Linked DNA regions of Homo sapiens: region 2 is linked to region 1. The links are chromatin loops, found by intact Hi-C in ENCODE. Cell type or tissue: heart right ventricle. All regions are shown on one strand. Links, peaks and the distances in the headings refer to the core of each region. The heading gives the core; the rest is flanking DNA.

Region 1 (9,388 bases), core at 1-8,000:
CCGGTTGTATGAAGCATAGCTGTATTATGTTAGGTATAATTATGACCTTATTGTCTTTATTTGAAGATTACATATAATTTCAGGAGATGTGTATGGGTTCAAATTGACAAGGGGTGGACTTGTTATGGTTAATACTGAGTGTCAACTTGATTGGATTAAAGGATGCAAAGTACTGATCCTGGGTGTGTCTGTGGGGGTGTTGCCAAAGGAGATTAACATTTGATCCAGTGGGCTGGGAAAGGCAGACCCACCCTTCATCTGGGTGGGCACCATCTAGTCAGCTGCCAGCGTGGCTAGAATATAAAGCAGGCAGAAAAATGTGAAAAGACTAGACTGGCCTAGCCTCCCAGCCTACATCTTCTCCCATGCTGGATGCTTCCTGCCCTCGAACATCGGACTCCAAGTTCTTCAGTTTTGGGACTGGGACTGGGACTGGCTCTCCTTCCTCCTCAGCTTGCAGATGGCCTATTGTGGGACCTTGTGATCGTGTGAGTTAATACTTAATAAACTCCCCTTTGTGTATATATATACCTATTCCATTAGTTCTGTCCCTCTGGAGAACCCTAATACACTGACAATTCACACCAAATAAAAAGAATTTTCCTTAGGTTCATTTGCCTGCCTGCCTCTTAACCGGGGAAGGTCTAAGACGAGACTAAACCAGGCGGAGGCCCCGCTCCCGCCTTCGTGGTGCCCACAGGCTTGTGGAAGAGGCAGACATGCAGAAACGGAACGCAAGTACATGCTCTGGCTACAGCAAGAAGAGTCGTGCACAGAGTGCAGGAGGACACGGAAAGGGCGGGATCGTTCTGCAGAAGCCGGGACAGCGGCAACAAGCACACTGGCAAGGCTGCCTCAGGGTGCACTTTCAAAGAGGACAAGGCTAGGTCTCCCACTTATTAGGTAAACAAAAAAAAAAAAGATGAAAAGTGTGCCCACCCAAGGAGCAACAGGGTCAGCTCTGCATTTGTAATGCAATGCCCTCGGGCAGTAGTGTAGAGCCAAGACTGGGGAGAGAGCTGGGGATTCTTCAGGAAGCACTGGCAGTCAACAGTCAAGGGGGTTTGGAAGCGGGGGAGAATGCAGACTCAGAACAAAGGCCAGAGAACAGGAAGTCTGCACCCACAGGCCTGGCTGGTTCCTGGGAGAGGTGGGGTCCACTCACATGACTCCCAGGTTTTTGACTACAGTGACAACTGGAGGTGGTGGCTGTTTGTAAGTTAATGACGAGGAGGAGGACAGTCCACTTACCCTATTAAAATCTAACAGGCGCTCTTCATTACTGGGTGTCTCTTTAGCATCTGGATATTCTTCTAAACCACTCTCTCCCTTGGCATTTGTGTAACATTCTTAATCATTTGGAATGGAGAAGGGAAAAGAGGGAAAGGGGGAAATTCCATTAAGACACAGTTATGAAACATACATTCTTGTTTCATTTTTCACTAAAAAGCTACATCAGTTAGGTCTCCCAACCCTTCGGAGGTTTTAAGTCGTCACTAAAAGCACAGCCAGGCAGGTGTGTAAGAGAAAAAAAACGCTATGCTGACAAAAAATTCTTGGTTTGGTGAGTTAAAAAAAGAAATAGGCCAGCATAACCATACACTCCTGTTATTCTACCAGGAGGCACTCATTGGACAAGCTTCTATTCACACCTGTAATGTGATCGGCCCTGGGAACACACGACAGAGAGACCCACAGGGCCCATGCTCTCCACAACAAATGGATGGAGGAGACAGATGGTGCATCATAGCACGTTCATAGGACAGAGGAACAAAGGAAGCTCAGACAGAAGGGAACGCAATGGAGAAACGACACAGGGTCACGTCCTTGTGTGTTCTTCCTCAACAACATACTGAACCATGTATCACATCTATGAATAGGAAAAAGAAATGGTGCTAGCGATTCCATCAGGCAAATGGCCCCACAAAATGGGAAAAAAACTGGGATGAGAAGATATCAAACAAATCCAACGAGCCCAGTAGTTCTCAACCCTGGCTGCATATTCTCATCATCTGGGGGCTTTAGAGAGGCTTAGACTCCTGCCAGAGATTCCAAATGAACTGTCCTGGGCAGGGGCTGGGCACTTTCTGAAAAGCAGATTTGCTCCCAGGCAATTCTAATGCACTGAGAACTGCTGGTCTTCATCCAGAACAGCCTCTTACTCCCCTTACCTCCATGAGAAACATAGCTGGGGCAGAGGCACAGTGCAGAGTAAAAGGAGGAACTTGGCCAGGGTTTTGGACTCTGGCATTGACATTCATGGTGCATTAAGTCCTTTAACACCCTTGAGCATCTACTTCCTCAAAACCAGATCACACCCCCCATCCCCTGCCACAGAGTTGCCACAAGGTAGTTTGACGAGATGACATGCCTGCCCCTTGCACAACACCCCAAAGGACAAGGCTGGAGCAAGTGACTGCTGCGCCCTTCTACCTTGGCACAGAGTAGCGAGGCTGTGCCAAGGGTAAGACCATCTGGGCCCTGCTGGGCTGCTTCCTGCAGCTGCACTGGCCACATGGAAGACTCTCCACAGCTGTTCTCTCTGACGGCTCCAAGAACTCCAAGTTACTAGTTGAGGTTCATGAGAATACCCCAGGCTCTGGGATTAGACAGACTTCAGTCAATTCCAGGTCATGCTATTTACTTGTGATGTAACTTTGCACAAATTATTTAACCTCTTTGAGCCCTAGTATCCTCATCTCTAAGATGAGAACATCACCATTTTCCCTCCTACATTTCTGTGCAAATTCAAAGAGGTGAAGCCTCAAGCACAGTGCCGGGCACACACATTGCACCCATGACCGCTGCTTATCAAAGCCATAGGCTTGGAGGCGTGGTTGCCCTAGGGCGGCTGGGGAGGATGCCATGTGTCCTCTGCTGAGGCTGGGAGGAACCCTGGCTTCATCTCTCCTAAGGAGGCATCTTTTCCTTGGCTGACTTCTCACTCCATGGCCCACTCCATATGGCCACCACTTATACTGGCTGAGGGGCATGGAGTGGATAGGACATGGTTTCCTTGACAAGGATAGCTCAGAGGCAGGCAGGCCCATCTCCACACCCCACTCCTTCATTTTCTCTTCCTGCTTTAGGAATTCTGTACATACAAGAGGGTTTTATTGTGCCACAGGGTATTTGGAAAAGGTGATGCTGAACTGCTGCTGATAGTCTTCATGATGCTCAAGTTGACCACCACCCTGTTTCGGGCTATGACATGCCAGCCACTGTTCTAGGCACTTTACCTTACAATGAGGGCATTCTTCTAGCCTCCTTTTATACATACAGACTACAGAGGCACAGAAAGGCTCAGTCAGCACCCAAAGCCTAATAGCTGGGGAAAGAAGCTCTGGATTCCAATACAGTTCTCAATCCTGGGCCTTTCACCACCTGTCTGTACTGCTTCCCTGCAGGACTCTCTGTCTTTAATGCTAAAATCATCCAGACGCTTACATTACTCGAGTCTTGAAAGCACTGAAAATCCAGGGGCGTGAGCTGTGGAGACTGCTGTTTGGGACGGCACTCCTGGTGCACAGAGTCTACAAGGCCCTCTGTGGTCTGGCTCCCAGCTGCCTGGCTGGCCTCATCCCCACCACACTCCCATGCCATCCCTTCTTTGCCAGTCATGTTGGGGGCATACCCAATGCATTCCTGTCCCTGCACAAGCCACTGCTGCCTGGCACCTCTCCCTGCAGGCAGCCCCAGCTGTCACATGGTCTGTGCCCTATTTCCTCAAGTCCCTGTTGAGAAGGTACCTGAGCAGGGGGAGGACAGGGACACGATCTGTTTGCCTATGCATTCCCAAGTCTAGAACAGTGCCTAACCCAAGTGCTGAAGGGATGCACATATGAATGCGCAGCAAGGCCAGCAGGGGGCAGACTGCACAAAGCTGGGGCTTTCTTATATGGTTACCTGAACAAGCTGCCTCTTTTCTGAGCCTGTTTCCTCGCCTTACTGTAAAGGGGACAATGCTACTCTTCCTTTCCAGAGATGCTGTGAGCTCCCAGGTCAGCCCCTGGCTCAGAGCAGCAACTGCTTGTGATGAATCATATCCAATATTAGAAGCATTAGGAGTCCCCAGCCACTTCTGCTGAGTAGGTAAGTGACTACCTGTTTTCTTGGCTATCCTTCTGAGACTAAATGCCCCAACCCACATAAGCTAAAGAAGGATGCTTCATGATGCTACAGGGCAAATATGCAGGGACTTAACTCACAGTGTGAGCTAAAGGTCATTCAAAAGAAATAATTACCAGTATTTATGCACTGAGAGTTTCTCTATATACCACTTCACTGTAAAAACAAAAATATTATGTACAAACACCAGTATCCACTAAGAGACTGTACAGATAACCAGGAACCTAGAGCTAAGAGGTGAAACTGGATTCTTTACTAACTAATGACAGAAAACTGGACTAAGGGTGCTAAGGTTGCCCTTTACTAAAGAAACATGAACTCTGTGTCTCAAAATCATCCTATGCCACTGCAAGGAATTGGTTCTTTTCCACAAGGTGGCATCCTCCTCTCCCTCCTAGCTCTTCCTGAGAGGTCCTCTGTGGCACAGCTGTGGCCACATCCCACCTTCATTCCATTAACTGTGTCTGTGTCTTGTACTTGCCCAGTTTACCAGACTGGACACACATGAAGGGAAGCTCTGTGTGTCCTACTCCTACTGCCCTGGCATCTACCTTGGTACCAAGTGCAGGCAGCTGCTGTAGAGGGCAAAACTTCTGGACCACAAGAATCACAACCTACATTCTAGCCCATGCTTAATAGTTAACTGTGTGATTTCGGGCAAATTACAGTACTAAACTTGAGACTCAGCTTCCTCATCTGAAAACTAGCGGGGGGCATCTCCTAAGGTTCTTGTGGGAATTATGTAAAAGAAAAGCTTGAGAGCACCTTGCACGCAACCAAGGCTGTCCAGATATGAGCTAATGGTAGGGCGGCAGCAGCAACGGGCCTTCAATAAACGCTGTTCAATCAACGAAGACGCTAACAGTGAAGACTCAGCTCTACGCTCTCCTTATGACCCAGATGAACCTCTGGGAAGGAGGAAGGCAGGGTCCTGGGAAGCTGTCTGTGGCTACAGACCAGAGAACAGCAAACGCTCCACTCCTAAAGAGTCAACCTGGCCAAGCTGGCCTTCCATCCCATCAGCTATAGCCCATGCTGCCGAGGGATGCCAGGGAGGCTTTCCGAGGACAACACAGGCGTGTGCAGGGCATCGTGGCTAGTGAGAGAGAAGTCACTTGGCTCCACACTAACTACAAATTAGCTGAGGGGATGTGACAAACACGTGAACCCGTAAATTTAAATGCAAGAGATTTGCATAACCCCTTCGGGACTCTGACAGGAGACTGGTGTTAAATAAATGTGGTAGCCAATAGAAGCCCAGGAGACCACAATCTGGACAAGCTGAACTTCTTGAGCTAATCAATTCTGGTTGCATCCTTAGTTCCTACTTCTCCCAAAATTTCAATTCAGGGTTTCTTAACAACTTCTGGGTGTCTACCTGGAAGGCCTCACAGACTGCTCATTCAAAAAATACCCTAAACTAAAATCTTCCTCACCGCATCAGCGCCCACTCCTGTCTCCCTCTCTACCTAGACTCCCATAACTACTCCTCATAGAAAGTAATCCAACAAACTCCTCCTCTACAAAACCTCTCGGTCCTGTTTCCTTTTCTCTGTCCCCGCTTTGATTGCCTCAGTCCAGACCTTTAGCGTATGCCTCCCAAACTACTGCAAGGGCTTAAAACCCTGGCCAATAGCCTTCAGTTTTTCAATTCCATTTCCACTCTGTTACTAGAATTGTTCTAAACAACATCTGACCTTGACAACCTCCAATTTAAATCCTGTCAACGGCATTCCCTTCCTGCATGTCAGACGCTACCTAACCTAGCCAAGCCCTCAAACCTTCTGACAGGCTCCTGCCCTGTCTGTCTCTCCCGCGTCAGCTACAACTCAGCTGAGCCATGGAGCCCTGTGCTTTCCCCTGGCGGCGACCCTCCTGCCTCTGTGCAGGCAACTCTCTTCACAGGGACTGCCCGCTGTTTCCTCCTCTGTGACTCAGTGGTGGCTTATACACACCTCATCCATGGTCAGTAACGCTTGGATATATTTCCATGCCTTTCCCCTCCATCAGATTGTGGCTGTTTCAGAGCAGGGCCCAGTTCTCATTCCTCCCTGTGTCCCCAGTGCATGACAAAGTGCTACCCACACAGAAACCTCTTGGTAAATGTTTCTTGGACTGATATTCATAGAAAAAGAAATTATTGCTCTTAACAAATTACAAATTGCAATGAATAAATGAACTAACAAAGGTCTCCTTACCTTCACACTCTGATGCAGGAAAAAGAGGAGAGTACAAGGCTTTTTCCCACCAGGTCTGTTTTTCTTGACTTCTATTCATTCCTTGTATATCAGTGTTCAATACAGGGAACTGTTTAGATTAAACCAAATACAGAAAAAGTTTATAAACTTTCAGGTTAGAGGAAGAATATTCAAGCATTATTAACTACAGATTATAAACCCAGAACTTTTAAACTGGTGAGGTTTTTTGATTTTTCTTTCTTTCTTTTTGAGATAGGGTCTGGCTCTGTCACTCAGGCTGGAGTGTAGTGGCACGATCTTGGCTCACTGCAACCTCCACCTCCAGGGCTCAAGTGATCCTTCCACCTCAGCCTTGCAAGTAGCTGGGACTACAGGCGGGAACCACCATGTCTGGCTCATTTTTTGTGCTTTTTGTAGAAATGGGGTTTCGCCATGTTGGCCAGGCTGGTCTCGAACTCCTGGGCTCAAGCAATCTGCCAAGCTTGGCCTCCCAAAGTACTGGGATTACAGGCATGAGCCACCATGCCCAGCCAACTGGTGAGTTTTTATAATGTTCTGAAAAAAAGTGCATTTTAAAAGCCAGCGTGTTCACAGTGTATAAAGAAAGTATTGCTTAAGAAGTACTTAGATGGGAAGCGACATGAAAATCTTAACTAAAAAAACTCTTACAAGCCCAAAATATAATGTAATAAAAACGCTCCCAAGCAAGGCAAACTTCTAGATTCCCCAAGTGCATACAGGTAATGGGGAAGCCCTGAGCCTTTACTGGCATGAGGTGCTCTGAAGAGAACAGGGGGAACCCTCTTCTCCCTCATACATTCAGGCAGAAGTAAGTAAAAGAAGAAATGGAATCAAAGAAACTTCCTTTTTTTTTTTTTTCCAAGACAGAGTCTCACTCTGTCACCCAGGCTGGAGTGCAGTGGCACGATCTCAGCTCACTGCAACTTCTGCCTCCAGTGTTCAAATGATTCTCGTGCCTTAGCTTCCTGAGTAGCTGGGACTACAGGCATGTACCACCACCCCGGCTAATTTTTGTATTTTTAGTAGAGACAGGGTTTTGCCACGTTGGCCAGGCTGGTCTCGAACTTGTGACCTCAGGTGATCTGCCCGCCTTGGCCTCCCAAAGTGCTGGGATTACAGGCGTGAGCCACCATGCCTGGCCCAAAGGAAATTCTTATAGGCACAGTTATTGACCTAAGTGTCTTAAAATTATCTTGCTTAGGTGCGAACCAGAAGGAAACTAAGGCTAAAACCAAATTACAAATTCAAATTCCATGATTCAAATTTAAAATAGGAGATAGCCATCCAAATGAGATGAGAGAATGATTCCTGAGAGCGGGAGAGACTCATATCCTTCACATCTGGAAGCTGCCCAGGCCCAGAAGAGGGACCTAGCCTGAACCCAGGCTCTGTCCTTTCCCAGTGGGATTCTCAAGTCCTGGCTGGGCCCCGCCCACCTGCTTGGCCAGTGAGAACTGGATAGTGTGGCCAATGGCAGACAGACAACAGCTGTCATCAGTGACCAAGAAGAGTCCTTGTAGTGTGGTCAATAGAAGACCTGTGGCAGCTTCAGTCACCATGTATACCTGGCATGCTGGCAGTCAGGGCAACCCCCTTCAGTGTGCCTTCCTCACTGTGCCTGAGAGAGTGAGCCTGCCCCAGCTCGCCCAGGGTGAGGCTTGGCCACTGCATCTTTCTACCACCCACATCCCCTAATACTGTGTTCTCAGTAGACATCTGCTTAGTGGAGAGGCCTGTGAACACTGCACCCATCTTCATTGTTTTAAAAGACATTTCACTACGTGTTCAAGTTTAAAATCTAAAGTGTTTTAGAAACAAATTTTTCATCAGTTTCCTAACAGGATTTTGTTATGCTTTTAACTTAATTATTTATGGGTCTAAAACTGTTCAATTCCGTAATGAGTGTCTGTTATGTAACTAAAAGGGAAACACTTCAAACTTTTGTTTTCACTTAACTTTTCGGAAACACTCCTAAGTCAGAAACTGAAGAAGAATTGTACTGTCTACCCACAGCAGTCAGTTAACCTTTGCTAATTTCTCCTACAACTTATCCTAACAATAAAAATTGGTACTGCTATTAGATAAACAGATGCTAGGGCCAGGGGAATGGACAGGGCTGGGCTTCCCGCAAACAAGGTGGCACCACGCAAGGCCTGCAGTTCTTCCAAGGTGGCTAACAGCACCTGTCATGCAATTCCCTGCACTCTAAGACCTCTTCAGAAAGGCCTTGCCTGTCCTGTGAGATTACTTAGTGCTACTCAGGGGGAGCAAGGAAGGTGCCCCAGCCAGAACTCTCTCCATCACCTCCCTAAGGCGCTATTGAAGATAAGTGGATTTAGAGGTTAACAGGTTCTTATTTGAGAAAGAAAAAGCTCTTTGCAGGAATGATCAGTTTAAATACACTGCTTATCTTTTCATCCTTTCTTGAGGATTAAGATCAAGAAAGGGAGTGAGTTCATGGTGGGGGATGGGACAGGTCAGGGAAAGCAGGCTAGAGGGGCCAGGAACCTGGGAGCAGGGGCAGCATGAACCAAGACGAGTTTAGATCCCAGCAGAACCCGACTGTAAGCTTCCTGAGGGGCGGGACCACGTCTTCCTCATCTTTGCATTCCCAAGTATGGGGCCCCGCACAAAGCAGATACTCAGTGTCTGCTGACGTGAAGAAAAGTTTCCGCCAGGCCAACAGTCTCTGACTATCTCATACATCATTTCTTCTCTCTCTTGCTGAAACCACTGTGAAGGGCACACCAGTTTCTACCATAAATTTGGGAGTCTTTTTTCTGCATCCTCCATTTGAATGTCAATTCCTATGGCAGGGACTTATTTGTCCCGTTTTATACTAAACATATTCAAGGAATATGCATCTTGTTATGACATCTCTCCACTCATTTATAACTTTTAGGCTGGATCATGCTATATTCATCTAATACATCATCGAATGTATTAATTCAACTTCTGCTGTGGCTGGGAATGAAAAGAATGAAGAGACAATGGAGGAAGCTGAAAGCGGATCAGAAGGTCGCTGTCATGGACAGGCAGGC
Region 2 (8,294 bases), core at 1-8,000, 100 kb after region 1:
ATAAGAGTGGAGACCCAAAGCCCAGAGAGGGTGAGTGGTGTGCCAAAGTCACACAGCGGAAGCAGCCTGACACCCATTCTCCTGGCTTCATGCCTACTGATCTCTCATCTCTTTCTGTCTCCTCTTGTCCTCCCTTGGTAAAGTATTTTCTTTCCTGAAGCCACCCACTTCTGCTAAATTTTACCCATCCAATAGACAGAAGGCAAGGGCTTTCATGTCGGGTAGTCACTCAAACTTGGGTCTAAATTCTGCTTTTCATACCTCCCAGAAGAAGGACCTGGGCCAGTTAGTTCATTTTTCTCTTTCTTTCTTTCTTTCTTTCTTTCTTTCTTTCTTTCTTTCTTTCTTTCTTTCTTTCTTTCTCTTTCTTTCTTTCCTTCCTTCCTTCCTTCCTTCCTTCCTTCCTTCTTTCTTTCTTTCTTTTTTGAGATAGAGTTGGATCCCGGCTCACTGCAACCTCCGCTTCCCAGGTTCAAGCCGTTCTCCTGCCTCAGCCTCCCAAGTAGCTCAGATTACAGGCATGTGCCATTAGGCCTGGCTAATTTTTGTATTTTTAGTAGAGACGGGGTTTCACCATGTTGGATAGGCTGGTCTCGAACTCCTGACCTCAAGTAATCCACCCACCTCGGCCTCCCAAAGTGCTGGTATTACAGGCGTGTGCCACTGCGCCCAGCCAAGTTGGTTCATTTCTTTTAAACTGTTAATTGTGAAATACACATAACATAAAATTTACCATCTCAACCATTTCTAAGTGTACAGTTCAGTGTCAAGGACATTAACATCGTTGTGCAACCATCACCACCGTCCATCTCCAGGACCTTCATCTTGCAAAACTGAAACTCTATTCCTGTTAAACATTCACCCCCCATTCCCCTCCCTCCGCCGTCCTTGGCAACCACCATTCTACTTTCTGTTTCTATGAATTTGACTCTTTTAAGGACTTCATATAAGCGGAATCATGCAGTCTTTGTCCTTTTGTGACTGGCTTGTTTCACTTGATATAAGGTCATCAGAGATCATCCATGTTGGAACATGTGTCAGACTTTCTTTCCTTTTCAAAGCTGCATCATATTCCATTGTAGGATAGAGCACATTTTGTTTACACATTCATCCGTCAATGGACACTTCGGTTGCTTCCACCGTTTGGCTTCTAGGCATAATGTTGCTATGGTTCGTTTCTTCTTTTCTTTTCTTTTTTTGGGGGATGGGGGCAGAGTCTTGATCGTCACCCAGGCTGGCATGCAGTAGTGCAATCCCAGCTCACTGCAGCCTGGACCTCCTGAGCTTAGGAGAGCCTCCTGCCTCAGCCTTGGGAGTAGCTGGGACTACAGGCACGCACCACCATGCCCAGCTAATTTTTATATTTTTTATCGACATGGGGTCTCACTGTGTTGCCCAGGCTGGTCTCCAACTCCTGGGCTCAAGCGATCCTCCCACTTCAGCCTCCCAAACTGTTGGGATTGCAGGTGTGAGCCACCACGCCCAGCCTGGTTCTTTTTTTCTTAAGCCTTATTCCTCACTTGCAAAATGGTGTTCCTGTCCTCAGGTGTATACATGATTCACTTTGCCTGTCATCTGCTTAACAAGGGGCCTTATCAGCAGAGTTAAATTACTAGCGTCTGCTGGGTGCCCACTGTCTGCCAGGTGAGCTTCTGCAGACTACCTGTATTTATACATCAATCCCTCACTGCCCTATGAAGTGGGTGCCACTGTTATCCCATGTTATGGAAGCAGAGAGAAATACCAACCTTGCCTCAGGTCACAAAGCCAGGGAGTGGCAGAGCTGGGACAACAAGTCAGGCCACTGGCTCCAAAGCCTGGCCGCCCAACCACATACTCTCCATATGACTGGGCTTCTTGTATCCACAGCACCTAACATGTGCTTGTGAGTTCACGGGGGAGCATTCTCCCAGCCCACATCCCGAGCCTGTGCAGCTGGCTGTCTCTGCTGCTCTCAGTGGGGGAGAGTGGGCCACCCCAGGGGCGAGTTCCGGCTGCACTGGGGAGAAGATGAAGGAAAGCACTAGAAGGCTCTGCAGTTCCTGTCCCGGCTTTTGGAAAACAAACACCACTGCCACCAAAACCTGTTCAGGAATTATGTGAAAATTCCTATTTCACACATCTTTTTTTGAAAAACAAATGCTAGAAAGACACATTCTGTCTAGTTGACATGATCAAGAAGAATATCAAACAGCATTCACAGGGAATCCATTTGATTCACCGCAAAGAAACACCAACATCCATAACTTCATTTATTTCTGCAGTGGAATGGAGGGAAGGCTGGCTGTGATGCCGCGGAGGCCTTGCCTTGGGGAGAAATTGCTGTCAAGTCACCACACCTCCTGTCTGTGGCTCGATTTATAGCATTTCAGGGACTACTGGAATTTCTGCCTTGAAACCATCTGGCCTAATTACTCCTGTGGCTGGCATGGGGCCTGGTATTGTTCTTGATTTTGAGGCGAAGGTGCTGGTGGCTCCTTAAAAGAGCCCTTTCCGGTGCCACCCCAAAACTGCAGCCACCTTCTAGGCAGCTTCAGTGTTGGCTGGGACAATTTCAGCCAGCGCCAGGCTTGGAGAAATCAACAGATTCTTTGCATCCAGGAAACAAATAAACAAAACAAACTTCTTTGCCCCTAGGAGGGTTTGCAGGTCAGGATGACAGCAGAGCGTGTAATTATGATGATTATTTTCTGCACAGGGGAAGGAAACAAAGGGCTAGAACTACCTGGTAACTGACAATAGCTCTTGTTTCTGGAGCACCTACTATGCGCCAGGCACTTATTGACCCTCTAACCTGCTTAGTAATCTCTTGGGCCCCTTACCCCCTTTGTCAGATGAGGAAACTGAGGCTCTGAAAGAGACCGGTGAGTTGCCCAAGGTCACAGATCAAGTAAGCAGCAGAGGCAGGATTTGAACCCAGCTCTCGCCTGTTTAGAGAATGACCTGCCAAGATTTTTGGAGGGGCTGAGCCAAGGATCTGGTGCTGGGGCCTGTGACGGGGAGCCCAGGGACCAGAATTAAGGTTGGGGGTGTCTTAGTTGGAGTCCCTAGAAGCCTTTGGACGAGGATTCAGTGCAGTTTATTACAGAGACAGGGTCTGCAGAATATGACCCCCCAAAGAAGTGTACCTCCTAATCCCTGGAACCAGCGACTATGTTACCTTACCTGGCAAAAGGGACTTTGCTGATGGGATTAAGGCTATGGATCTTGAGAAGGAGAGATCGTGACCCCCTGCTTTATAACCTCCCTTGGCTCCCCATCGTCCCCACAGTCCCAGGCTCCCTGCTTTCCTAGCGCAACCCTCCATCCTGTCCCTATAGACACCCCAGCCTCCAGATGTACCCAGGTACTTACACTTCTCTCAATGGGACATGCTTGTCACACCTCTCTGCCTTTGCAAATGCTGGTCCCACTGCCTGGAAAGCCCCCCGCCACTCTGCTTAACAACTGTTTTCTCCAGTGTGTCCTCTTTCTGGAAGCTTACCTTGTGTTCCCCCAGGTGGGTGAGGGGGTCTCTCTTGCAATGCTCCACTGCTAGCCCTTTCGGGCCCCCACCCCAAGGTGCCGCACTGGACAAATATGTTCTACCCACCAAGCTATGGGCTCCTCTGGGGAGCAGCTTTGCCTGCCACAACTTCGCTTCCCGGGCACCCAGCCCAGGGCCTGGCACACAGGACGGCTCAGGGAAGGACTCTCCTCTGCAGAGCAGGAGTCATGGGAAAGGCACGCATTGCTGCCCACGGCCCAGCCACTGCCCTCTCAGACCTGGCTATTTTTATTTCTTTTCCCTGCAGAGCTCAGGCCTGTGGGGCAGGTTCTCAGACCAAGCAAGTGAGACCTGCCAGATGGACTGAAGACATCTGCTGATGCTGCCCCAGCCACAGGCCAGCAGGAGTGGCCGTAGGGGCTCCTCCTCTAGGGCACAGCCCCAGACCTCAGCCAGGGAGCTTGCTACAGGCTCAGAGCCACCAGGCACCGCAGGCGCTGATGCATCCCAATGCTCAGGTCCAGCTTTGCCATGTTCTTGCTGTATGCCCAGAAGTAAATCACGTCACCTTCTTGTCTCCTTGTCTTGGCACATAGTAGGTGCTTGTAGGTGGCACTTTCTATGCTGGACCCTCTATCCTCATCAGCTTCATAATTCTCAGCTTCAGTGACTGTGCCTGCAGTAAATGAGCAGCTGCTCGGCACTGTGCTAGGTTCCCCACTTTATGAATGAGGCAATTGAGGCTCAGAGAGGCTAAGTAACTTGGCTAAGGTCACACAGCTGGCTGGTGGCAGAGCCAGGAGTTAACCCTGGGTCTTTGGACCCCACAGCCCAAGTTCACAGCCAATCGGCTTCATGACTATGGCCCCTGTGATGATCCAACCCCAAGGAAGCTGCAGCCTTGCTCCAATCCCTCCAACGATACAGCATGACAGGTGCACAGAGCTGTCTCCGTGAGGTCCCCTTATTTTGTGGACAAGCCATAGGGAGGAATGTGGCTACTCACATGAGAGGGCCCCTGCCTTCCTCCTGGAGCCACCTGGAGTCACCACACCAGGCAGCTCATCCCTGCTTGGTGACCCAATGTACAGAAAGAGCAGAGCCTTGTCCTAAGTCACACAGCATGGGAGTGACACAGCCAGAACTGGAACACAGGCCAGCCCTGTCCTGCCCTGCCATACAAGAAAGGTGGCCTGCCTGCACCTTGTCAGAAGACCCGAAAGCATTGCTGAAATTCCAGTTCCTAAATCTATGGCTTGTGCATCTCTATGGTTCCATCCCCACCACTGCAACCCCAAGGATCCTAGGACAAGGTGTGGAACAAGGATGGACAAATACATGAAAGAATTCTTCAACTCCTCTGACATTGCGTTATTACTGATTTGAATCTGGACTCATAAAGTAAGGACGTTCAGTATGTCTAAATTCTGTGACACCTTGAGGTCCCTCTTGAATGGGAGGCTCCGCAGTGAGAGTCAGGAGACTTCTTTGAATTCGAGTTGTCACACGTACCAGCTGTGGGACACCTGAGAAGTTGCTTAACCCCTCTGAGCCTGTTACCTCATCTGTAAGCTGATTCTACCCTGGAGGAGGATGAAAGTGTGATAAAACCGAGGTAATAAAACCTACCATACAGGTCATAGGGCGAATGAAATCAGAGGTAAAAGCACCTGCAGATAAGGACAAAATCACAGCAGCCCTAAAATGCACCAGGCCCTGTTTCTGTATAGATATTGTGCGGGCTTGTCCTGGAGCCAGACTGTCTGGGTTCAAGGCCTGGCTCAATTGATCACTAGCTGTGTGACCTAAGGCACATCAGTTTGAGCTCTCTGGTCCTCAGTTTCCTTATCTGTAAAATGGAGGTGATAATATGAACTACCTCACGGGGTTGTGATGAGAATTACAACCTAGAAGCTTTACATGGAGCTTCTCCATGTAAAATGATTAGTACGGTGCAGGACCGGTCAGCTGTCAACAACATCAATAACACTAAGGAACAGACCCAGAGAGAAACAGCTTGGCCACAGTCACCCTGCTAAACTCCAGGATCCGTCCACCATCACACACAAGCCCACCAGCTGCACTTAGAAACCACCCACCCTCGGGGAGTGAGCCAGGCTGAGCAGTGGGCCCCTGAGACAGCTGGGGTGTTGGGGTGCTCCATCCTTGGGCCAAGCCAGGCCTGGGGACTCTGTTATCAGCACCACATTTAGTGCCTCGAAATGGGTGTGCCCCTATTGGTCCATACTGGGTGCAGCTGCTTTTGCCCATGCTGGGTAGTAAGCAGAGGGAGACCTGGGAAGAGAGTGGGGGTGGGGAGAGGAAGGGGAGCACACAGAGGCAGCAGCTGCTCAGAAGGGGCATCCCCACAACCGCAGCTGCACCCAGGTATGGGCCCCATCCTGTTAGAGGTTCAAACTCCGAGAGGGCCCCCGATACCCTGCTCTGGATGGCCGAATCCCTTGACTAGAATCACGGAGACCCAATGGCAATTCTAGATGCCAGGGTGTTGGTTAACAAAGCCCTTCCTCCCAGAAAATTCTCTTCCCAGCAAGAATGGGCAGCAAATTAGTGATTCTCCAGGCATTTGTGTGTGGGCTGGGAACACCTCTTCCTAGTGTCGGGCTTGTAGTGGGGGCCTGCTGGCCGTCACTTGCTACTGGTGCTCATCATGACAAGAGAGATTTCCTGGGAAGCTAAAGCATCACTGGAGCTTTGCATGATGAGTAGGCCTGTCCCATTTATTTGGCATGGCTTCGGCATCCAGCAGGCATGGGGTTCTGGGTGACCCTCCCTGATGCTTTGGGGTTCAGGGGTTCATGCACAGCTCACTTCTAAAGCTGTGACAGCTGAGGTGATCCTTGCACCGAGGAGCAGGCAGGCCATGGGGGATGGAGGGGGCAGGTCAGGCACTCAGCAGGTGCCATGGGAGTCAGAGCTAAATTCAAGTGCTGACTCCACTGTGTGACTTTGGGCAAGACACTTACTCTCCCCGAGCCTCCTTCCTCTTTTGGAAAACGGCATGACTCATGGCCCTGGAAAGGTTCATCAGAGTCTGCGACCAGCTTAACAGAGGACTGAACATTTTCCTCCCATCCCAGAGGCAAGGGGCCCTTTCCCACCCAGCTCTGGGAACCAGGTCCACTGGATCACTGAGGATGGAAGCCCAGGAGCTTGGGAGGGGCCTCCTGGATGGCAGGCTGAGCACCAGGACAATGTCTGGAGCATGTGAGCTGAGAGTGAACTTGGGGCATGTAGCCTGAGCCTACGGTCCTGCCCCAGCCAGCTCCTTCTCCCTCAGCAGGGGATCTTGTAGAAGGAAGGCTGGGTCTCTCCAAGGGCAGGGGGCATGAGGATAGGGAGACCGACAAGCTCAGGGTCATAAAAGGAGAAGCCGGAAGCCTCTGATGGGCCCAGAATCATCTCAGAGACGAGGCCGGGGCGGAAACGGTGTCCTTAAAACCCTGAACTTTGGACTGTGCCCACAATTGTTCCTTGTTAGCTGTGCCTGTGTCCCTTTATAACGAACAGGGTGGGTGTCCTCAGGGTGGGGGGAGGGGAGCTGGTGCAGTAATGGGGGCAGGGACTCCCAGTGGAGGACAGAGTGGCGGCTGGCTAAGGACGAAAGGAAGGGGCCCCGCCCAGGCCCGTGGGAGGCAAAGGGAGGTCGGAATGCCAGCTGAGCCCTGAGAAGTTCTCCACAGCTTAACAGTTGCCAGTGACCTGCTGGTCCCCCGGGGCTGCTCACGAGCTGCCTGCTCTGGTGCCATGAGGCTGAGCCCATCCAGACCTCTCAGGGCAGGTGTTCCCAGCAGTGGGACAACTCATCATGACTGACCGGATGAGTTGTCCCACCAGACTCATGAGTGAGGAGGGAATAGGGGTGCGCCCGCCGTGCATTGGCCATCTCCCTGGCCCGGGCGGGCGGCAGGGGGACAGGCCACCCCCAAACACTCATTCCAAAGACGGTGGACTTAGCTCTGGGGAGAATTACTCCAGCAGGGACCTCAAAGAGAGAGGGAAAGAATCCTCACCTAAAAGGAATGTGCCGGTTGATTTTATGTATCAACTTGGCCAGGCTCCAGTCACATTTATTCAATCAAACGCTAACCCAGGTGTTGCTGTGACGGTGTTTTGTAGCTGTGGTTGACATCTACCATCAGTTGACTTTAAGAGAAGGGATTCCCCTTGGTGTGGGTGAGCCTCGGCCGGGCAGTTGAAGGCCTTCAGAGCAAAACTGAGGTTTCTCTGAAAAAGAAAAGAATTCTGCCAATCATGCAGCATCAGCCTCTGCCCTGGAGTTTCCAGCTTGTAGGCCCCCCACCTGCAGATTTCAGACTTGCCGAGTCAGACCTCACAATTGTGTGAGCCAATTCTTTGAAATTAGTCTGTTTTCAGGCCGGGCGCGGTGGCTCACGCCTGTAATCCCAGCACTTTGGAAGGCCGAGGCGGGCGGATCACAAGGTCAGGAGATCGAGACCATCCTGGCTAACACGGTGAAACCCCCTCTCCACTAAAAATACAAAAAATTAGCCGGGCTTGGTGGTGGGCGCCTGTGGTCCCAGCTACTTGGGAGGCTGAGGCAGAAGAATGGCATGAACCCGGGAGGCGGAGCTTGCAGTGAGCCGAGATGGCGCCACTGCACTCAAGCCTGGGCGACAGAGCAAGACTCCGTCTCAAAAAAAAAAAAAAAAAAAATTAGGTGGGCATGGTGAGGTGTGTTTGTCGTCCTAGCTACTCGGGAGGCTGAGAGGTGGGAGGATCACTTGAGCCCAGGAGGGGCAGGCTGTAGTGAGCCATGAATGTG

What was found. Peaks named below come from ENCODE experiments on the same cell type or tissue, not always from the same donor. Only the 100,000 strongest peaks of a DNase experiment are listed, where the experiment ranks them.
Region 2: a loop joins it to region 1, with 2.8 times the contacts of the local background. A loop is called at or near these places in 69 of 110 quality-filtered maps.

The regions. Positions count from the first base shown.
Region 1 is chr4:6,868,621-6,878,008 of GRCh38, reverse strand. It overlaps KIAA0232, which reads right to left. Exons shown (of 10, transcript NM_014743.3): 8 at 6,327-6,435; 9 at 1,252-1,349. Among named protein-coding and RNA genes, the nearest start is that of TBC1D14, 37 kb to the left of the region's middle. RefSeq lists a silencer at 3,791-3,950. In heart right ventricle, for the core only: a CTCF peak has its summit at 3,855 (motif pointing right); DNase peaks (open chromatin) are centred at 2,381, 3,868 and 7,805; H3K27ac peaks cover 3,965 bases.
Region 2 is chr4:6,766,889-6,775,182 of GRCh38, reverse strand. LOC105374367 (a long non-coding RNA gene) reads right to left here. Exons shown (of 2, transcript XR_925101.3): 2 at 7,544-7,735. Among named protein-coding and RNA genes, the nearest start is that of KIAA0232, 12 kb to the left of the region's middle. In heart right ventricle, for the core only: no CTCF peak of the experiment used is centred there; a DNase peak (open chromatin) is centred at 3,672; H3K27ac peaks cover 3,733 bases.